Regions from separate parts of the Homo sapiens genome. Here region 2 is linked to region 1. Evidence: read pairs that join two places in POLR2A ChIA-PET (ENCODE). Cell type or tissue: PC-3. All regions are shown on one strand. Region 1 overlaps KNL1 (kinetochore scaffold 1). Region 2 overlaps KNL1 (kinetochore scaffold 1).

Region 1 (4,000 bases):
TTTTTTTTTTTTTGAGATGGAGTCTCGCTCTGTCACCCAGGCTGGAGTGCAGTGGAGTAATCTCGGCTCACTGCAACCTCCACCTTCCAGGTTCAAGCGATTCTCCTGCCTCAGCCTCCTGATTAGCTGGGACTACAGGTGTGTGCCACCAGGCCCAGCTAATTTTTGTATTTTCAGTAGAGATGGGGTTTCACCTTGTTGGCCACATTGATCTTGAACTCCTGACCTCAAGTGATCCACCTGCCTCACTTCCCAAAGTGTTGGGATTACAGGCTCATGTGAGCCACCGTCCCAGCCCAATTTCATTTTCTTTTCACACTGGCATGTCCAACTTAGGTATATATTATTTCTTTTCTTTCTTTCTTTTTTTTTTTTTTTTTTGAGACAGATTCTCTCTTTTTTTTTTTTTTTTTTTGAGATGGAGTCTCACTCTGTCACCCAGGCTGAGTGCAGTGGCGTGATCTCGGCTCACTGCAACCTCCATCCTCCAAGTTCAAGCGGTTCTCCTGCCTCAGCCTCCCAAGCAGCTGGGATTACAGGCACCTGCCACCGTGCCCGGCTAATTTTTTGTATTTTTAGTAGAGACAGGGTTTCACCATCTTGCCTAGGCTGGTCTTGAACTCCTGACCTCGTGATCCACCTGCCTCAGCCTCCCAAAGTGCTGGGATTACAGGTGTGAGGATATGGAGTCTCTTTGTGCCCAGGCTGGAGGGCAGTGGCAAAATCTCAGCTCACTGCAACCTCCGCCTCCTGGGTTCAAGTGATTCTCCTACCTCAGCCTCCTGAGTAGCTGGGACTACAGGCGCCCACCACCATGCCTGTCTAATTTTTGTATTTTTAGTAGAGACGGGGTTTCACCATATTGGCCAGGCTGGTCTTGAAGTCCTGACCTTGTGATTCGCCCACCTCGGCCTCCCAAAGTGCTGGGATTACAGGAGTGAGCCACTGCACCCAAGTTGTTGACCAACTTGACCAAGAACTTACTATATATATATATTCATTTAATAAACTGCTGACCAAGTACTTACTGTTGGGTTGACCTGTATTTCCCAAAATTCATATGTTGAATTCCAAACCCCCAATACCTCAGAAAGTGACCTTATTTGGAAATCTGGTCACTACACAAGTAATATGTTAAGATGAAGTCCTACTAGAGTAAGGTGGGCCCCTAATCCACTATGACTAGTGTCCTTATAAAAAGGGGAAATGTGGATGCAGACATGCACAATGAAAGACACCATGTCAACATGAAGGGAGAGATCAAGGTTATGCATTTACAAGCCAAGGAATGCCAAAGATTGCCAGCAAACCACCAGACACTGGGAGAAGGCATGGACAGATTCTAACAGCCCTCAGAAAGAATAACACCCGCTTACACCTTAATCTCAGACCTCCAGCCTCCAGAACCTGTTAAGGTACCCAATTTGTAGTACTCTGTCATGGCAGTCCTTGGGAACTAATACACTTACTCATTATTATTAATATCTATGTTCATTAGGTTATAATTTGGTCCCCATCTCTTTAAATACTCAATCTCCTCTCCAAGGAGTCTGCAATGGTGCACTACCAGTGAGAATTCTTCAAGCATCTAGAAAAAGTGGGAAAAAAAATCCAGTGAAATTATGAAAACATTTCAATGCTTAGTGGCTCACTTACAAAGAACTCAAAAAAGTTAAACAATTGAATACATTTATCATTTCAGGATCCACTATTATTTATGTAAAGTTTCAGTTCTGCTTTTTTTGGAAAGATATCACAAATTTTCCTTTAAATACTTCAATCGGGCTTTACCTTGGGTAACTGATGCTGGGTTGTACATGTCTTCTTCCAGGATTCCTTTTCTTCAACGTACTGGAAAATAAGCTTATGAACTAAAAGGGAGGAAGGAGGAGCTTGATCCTCTGGGGAAGGAAAAAAAAAAGCAAAAGCAGGTTATTACTTATGATTCATATATTTTATATAAGTGAAAAATACTATATTATATAAGCTAGAAATATTCTCAAACTACCAGGTACATAAGTATTCTCTCCATTTTTTCTTTTTCTTTTTTTTTCTGGAGTCTCCTGTCTCCCTCTGTCACCCAGGCTGGAGTACCATGGCGTGATCTTGGCTCACTGCAACCTCTGCCTTCCCAGTTCAAGCAATTCTCCTGCCTCAGCCTCCTGAGTAGCTGGGATTACAGGCGTCTGCCACCATACCCGGCTACTTTTTGTATTTTTAGTAGAGAGGGGGCTTCACCATTTTGGACAGACTGCTCTTGAACTCCTGATGTCAGGTAATCCACCCGCCTTGGCCTCCCAAAGTGCTGGGATTACAGGCATGAGCCACCATGCCCAGATGTATTCTCTCCATTTTTATTTTCAAACATGATTATAACATGTATGGTGAAGATAGGACATTTCTACAAAAACTCAAGACTTTATCACATATAGAAACAGTACTTGAGTAAGAGTGTGGGTTTACATGTAACACAGACCTGAGTTTAAATCCTGGATTTCATTTCTTTTTTTGAGACGGAGTGTCACTCTATTGCCCAGGCTGGAGTGCAGTGGCATGATCTCAGCTCACTGCAACCTCCGCCTCCCGGATTCAGGCAATTCTCCTGCCTCAGCCTCCCGAGTAGCTGGGACTACAGGCACACACCACAATGCCCAGCTAATTTCTTCGTATTTTTAGTAGAGACAGGGTTTCACTATGTTGGCCAGGCTGGTCTTGAACTCCTGACCTCCAGTGATCCGCCCGCCTTGGTCTCCCAAAGTGCTGGGATTACAGGTGTGAGCCACGGCACCCAGCAATCCTGGCTTTCTTTAATACCTAAGTGATCCTAGACACAATACTTAAGTTTTTTGATCTGTAGTTTCCTAATTTGTAAAATGGGGAACAAATCGCATGGACTTCATAGTGTTAATTTAAGTAATACACATGCCTGATACAGACTAAGTGCTCATAACAGTAATTTTTAAATTATGAAAATAGCTACTATTAATCATTGCTCAAGACCCAGTAATAATTTTTTTTTTTTTTTTTGAGACGGAGTCTCATTTTGTCGCCCAGGCTGGAATGCAGTGGCGCGATCTCGGCTCACTGCAAGCTCCGCCTCCCGGGTTCACGCCATTCTCCTGCCTCAGCCTCCCAAGTAGCTGGGACTACAGGCGCCAGCCACCACGCCCGGCTAATTTTTTTGTATTTTTTAGTAGAGACGGGGTTTCACCGTGTTAGCCAGGATAGTCTCGATCTCCTGACCTTGTAATCCGTCCGCCTAGGCCTCCCAGAGTGCTGGGATTACAGGCGTGAGCCACCATGCCCGGCATGTAATAATTTTTTTTAAATCTTTTTTTTTTTTTTTTTTTTTGAGATGGAGCCTTGCTCTGTCACCCAGCTTGAAGTGCAGTGGCGCAATCTCGGCTCACTGCAACCTCCGTCTCCCAGGTTCAAGCGATTCTCCTGCCTCAGACTCCTGAGTAGCTGGGATTACAGGCACCCATCACCGCGCCCAACTAATTTCTGTATTTTTAGTAGAGATGGGTTTCATCATGTTGGCCAGGCTGGTCTCGAGCCTCTGACCTTGTGATCTGCCTTCCTCGGCCTCCCAAAGTGCTGGGATTACAAGCATGAGCCACCGTGCCCAGCCTTATTTTTTATTTTTGAGACAAGGTCTCACTCTGTTGCCAGGCTGGACTGCAGTGGCATAATCTTGGCTCACCACAACCTCCACCTCCCAGGTTCAAGTGATTCTCCTGTCTCAGCCTCCTGAGTAGCTAGGGCTACAGGAGGGCACCATCACACCCGGCTAGTTTTTGTATTTTTAGCAGAGACGGGGTTTCACCATGTTAGTCAGGCTGGTCTCAAACTCCTGACCCCTGGTGATCCACCCGCCTCAGCCTCCCAAAGTGCTGGGATTAAAGGCATGAGCCATAGTGCCCAGCCCCAACAAATTTTTAGAGGCTTAAATGTTTTCTACTTACCATCTAACAGAGATTGAAAATTGACATCAACAATC
Region 2 (4,000 bases), 58 kb after region 1:
AGCATGAGCCACTGTGCCCAGCTATTTTTCTAGTTTTAGCCATTAAACTGTCTGTCTTCCCACCATGGGAGATCAAAATTTAACTTCCTTTCCTGCAACCACCTCTGAGACACACATACACACACACCAAGGAAAGATTACATGCCATTCTCAAAAGTATAAAAATCCCAAATAGCCGGGCGTGGTGGCCCATGCCTGTAATCCCAACACTTTGGGAGGCCAAGGTGGATGGATCACCTCAGGTCAGGAGTTTGAGACCAGCCTGGCCAACATGGTGAAACCCCGTCTCTACTAAAAATATAAAAACTAGTCGACATGGTGGTGGGTGCCTGTAATCCCAGCTACTAAGGAGGCTGAGGCAGGAGAATTGCTTGAACCCAGGGGACAGAGGTTACAGTGAGCCAACACGGGGCCACTGCACTCCAACCTGGGCAACAAAGTGAGATTCCATTGCAAAAAAAAAAAAAAAAAAGGAATCCCAAATAAATATCAGCAAAAAGAATCCAGCAATTTGTAAGAAGGATAATATATCACGGTCATGTTGGTTTTATTGCAGAAATGCAAAATTGGGTGGGCAGATATGGGGCAATGTGCCTGCAGTCCCAGCTACTTGGGAGGCTGAGGCAGGAGGATCTCTGGAACCCTGGAGTTCCAGGCTGCAGTGTACTATGATTGCAACCGTGAATAGCTACTGTACTCCAGCCTGGGCAACATAGGGAGACCCCGTCTCTTTAAAAAAAAAAAAAAAAAAAAAGGAATACATAATCGGTTTAATATCAGAAAATCAACCTTGCAATTTACCTTACTAACAGATTAAAAGGTAAAAATCATATAATCATCTCAACAGATGAAGAAAAAAGTTAAGGGCTGGGGGCAGTGGCTCACACCTGTAATCCTAGCACTTTGGGCAGCCGAGGCAGGCTGATCACTTGAGCTCAGGAGTCCAAAGGGGCCTGGACAACACGGCAAAACCCCACCTCTACGAAAAATACAAAACTTAGCCGGGTATGGTGGCTCGCACATGTAGTCCCAGCTACTCTGGAGGCTGAGGTGGGAGGATCGCTTGACCCTGGGAGGCAGAGGCTGCAGTGAGCAGAGATCAAACCACTGCACTCCAGCCTGGGCAACAGAGAAAGACCCTGTCTCGGGGGGTGGGGGAGGATGCTTAATGAATTTTAACATCCTTTCCTGTTTAAAAAAACAAAACAAAACAAAACTTTTTTTTTTTTTTTTTTGAGGCAGAATCTTGCTCTGTGACCCAGGCTGGAGTGCAGTGACGCAATTTTGGCTCACTGCAACCTCTGCCTCCCGGGTTCATGCCTCCCAAGTAGCCTCCCTAGTAGCTGGGACTATAGGCACCCGCCACCATGCTCAGCTAATTTTTTGAAAAATACTCTTTTTTTAAAGCTATAGTTGTTTAAAAAAAATTTTTTTTTTCAAATGGGCCAGGCATGGTGGCTCATGCCTGTAATCCCAGCACTCTGGGAAGTCAAGGTGGGAGGACTGCTTGACTCCAGGAGTTTGACAGCAGCCTGGGCAACATAGTGAGATCTTGTCTCTACTAAAAATAAAAATAATTAACCAGGTATGGTAGCACATGCCTGTAGTCCCAGCTACTTGGGAGGGTGAGGCAGGAGGATAGCTTGAGCCTGGAAGGTAGGTGGTGCAGTGAGCCGTGATCACGCCACTAGACTCCAGCCTGGGCAACAGAGCTAGACCCTGTCTCGAAAACAAATTTAAAAAAATTTCTTTTTAATACAGCAAACGAGAAATAGAAGGTAAGTTAACAGTATATATTCAAAAAACTAATAGGAAAGATCAACTTAATAGTTAAACTTTGAAAACTTTCCAAGATCCAAAAAGTATGACAGCCATTTACTTCTATTCAATCCAACATCTAATTCGATTTCCAATATATATCCCCAATATCCCCAACCCACTCATTTTTTTGTTTTTTTTGGGGGGCCGGAGGGGGCAGGGAGACAGGGTCTTGCTCTGTTGTCCAGGCTGGAGTGCAGTGGTGTGATCTAGGCTTACTGCAGTCTCAAACTCTTAGGCTCAAGTAATCCTCAAGCCTCTTGAGGAGCTGGGGTTACAGGCACCTGCCACCATTCCTGGCTAATTTTTTTATTTTTATTTTTTGTAGAGCTGGAGTCTACTAGGCTGCCCAGGCTTGTCATGAGCTCCTGGCCTCAAGCAATCCTTCCAGCTCTGCTCCCAAAGTGTTGGGATTACCGGTATAAGCCAGCAGGCCCAGCCTCAATAAACATTTGCTGAATGAGTAATTAAGAAACAATTATTTGACCACCAACTCGCATATTTTTTCTCCTTTGGAAATATTTTCTTTTTTTTTCTTTTTCTTTTTTTTTTTTTGAGACGGAGTTTCCCTCTTGTTGCCCAGGCTAGAGAGCAATGGTGCCATCTCAGCTCACCACAACATCCCCATCCTGGGTTCAAGTGATTCTCCTTCCTGCCTCACCCGCCAGAGTAGCTGGGATTCCAGGCGCCTGCCACCACGCCCAGCTAATTTTTGTACTTTTAGTAGAGACGGGTTTTCACCATGTTGGTCAGGCTGGTCTCGAACTCTTCACCTAGTGATCTGCCCGCCTCGGCCTCCCAAAGTGCTGGGATGACAGGCGTGAGCCACCGCGCCCAGGGGAAATATTTTCAAATTCAGTGCACATGTTCAAAATTCACAGATAATAACTACTATCAACTCAAGATCACCTAAATATCTTTGTTGTTTAAAACAGTCATTAAGCATAATTCCTGTCCAATCTGTAGACCAATCAGTTAGCAATTAACTGATAAAATTCAAACTTACTGAAGTCCCCCTTTTAAAATATTCTGTAACTGTTAAGTTCCACTTTCAACACAAATAGGAGACTCCAGACTCACAAGTTAAGCCTCATTTATAAAACACTGGTACGGCCAAACTCTTGATTATTGACACATTAAGTTACTGGTTCCCGGGGCCTGGTGCGATGGCTCAAGCCTGTAATCTCAGCACTTTGGGAGGCCGAGGTGGGTGGATCACTTGAGGCCAGGAGTTCAAGACCAGCCTGGACAACATGGTGAAACCTCTGTCTCTACTAAAATTACAAAAAAATTAGCAGGGCAAAAAAATTAGCTAGGCATGGAAGCGTGTTCCTGTAATCCCAGGTACTTGGGAGGCTGAAGCAGGAGAATCCCCTGAACCCAGGAGGTAGAGATTGCAGTGAACTGAGATGGCACCACTGCATTCTGGCCTGGGCAACACAGTGAGTGAGACTCTGTCTCGAAAAGAAAAAAAAACAAAAAAGTTACTGATTCCAAACTGTGTACCTGGCACCCAAGGGTGCTGCAGCATACTCACAATGGTGTCCTGGGATATTTAAAAATTTTGAGAGATGCACAGCAGTTCTGAACACCTGTCAGGTACTGTGTGAACTACTAGATCAAAACAGTACATTTGCATTACATTAGTTTTAATAACATCACTGTAAAGATAAACTGTTTGCAGTTGCTGTGATAAAAAGCAAGTACCTTTTTTTTTTTTTTTTTTTTTGAGATGGAGTTTCACTCTTGTTGCCCAGGCTGGAGTACAATGGCGCAATCTTGGCTCACTGCAACCTCTGCCTCCCAGGTTCAAGTGATTCTCCTGCCTCAGCCTCCCAAGTAGCTGGGATTACAGGCATGCGCCACCACGCTTGGCTAATTTTGTATTTTTAGTAGAGACGCAGTTTCTGCATGTTGGTCAGGCTGGTCTCAAACTCCTGATCTCAGGTGATCTGCCTGCCTCGGCCTCCCAAAGTGCTGGGATTACAGGTGTGAGCCACCGTGCCCGGCCCAAAAGCAAGTATTTTTTATTAAAGTACTACAGGAAATGAGGGTGACAGGGTATAAACTGATTCCAAAGTTTCAGAAGTTGTGCAGTGTCCAACAGGCACAGATATCCAATCAGTAAGTGTGATTATTTAATAATAAAATTTTGGCCAGGCACAGTGGCTCACACCTGTAA

What was found. Peaks named below come from ENCODE experiments on the same cell type or tissue, not always from the same donor. Only the 100,000 strongest peaks of a DNase experiment are listed, where the experiment ranks them.
Region 2: POLR2A ChIA-PET joins it to region 1 with 5 read pairs; 12 of 35 experiments call an interaction of 5 or more read pairs at or near these places.

What each region holds. Positions count from the first base shown.
Region 1 is chr15:40,654,943-40,658,942 of GRCh38, reverse strand. It overlaps KNL1 (kinetochore scaffold 1), which reads right to left. Exons shown (of 26, transcript NM_144508.5): 22 at 3,966-4,000; 23 at 1,792-1,901; 24 at 1,470-1,588. Among named protein-coding and RNA genes, the nearest start is that of RAD51-AS1, 38 kb to the left of the region's middle. In PC-3, no CTCF peak of the experiment used is centred here; no DNase peak of the experiment used is centred here.
Region 2 is chr15:40,596,548-40,600,547 of GRCh38, reverse strand. The region is part of intron 1 of KNL1 (kinetochore scaffold 1); the gene reads right to left. Among named protein-coding and RNA genes, the nearest start is that of KNL1, 4.3 kb to the right of the region's middle. In PC-3, no CTCF peak of the experiment used is centred here; a DNase peak (open chromatin) is centred at 2,227.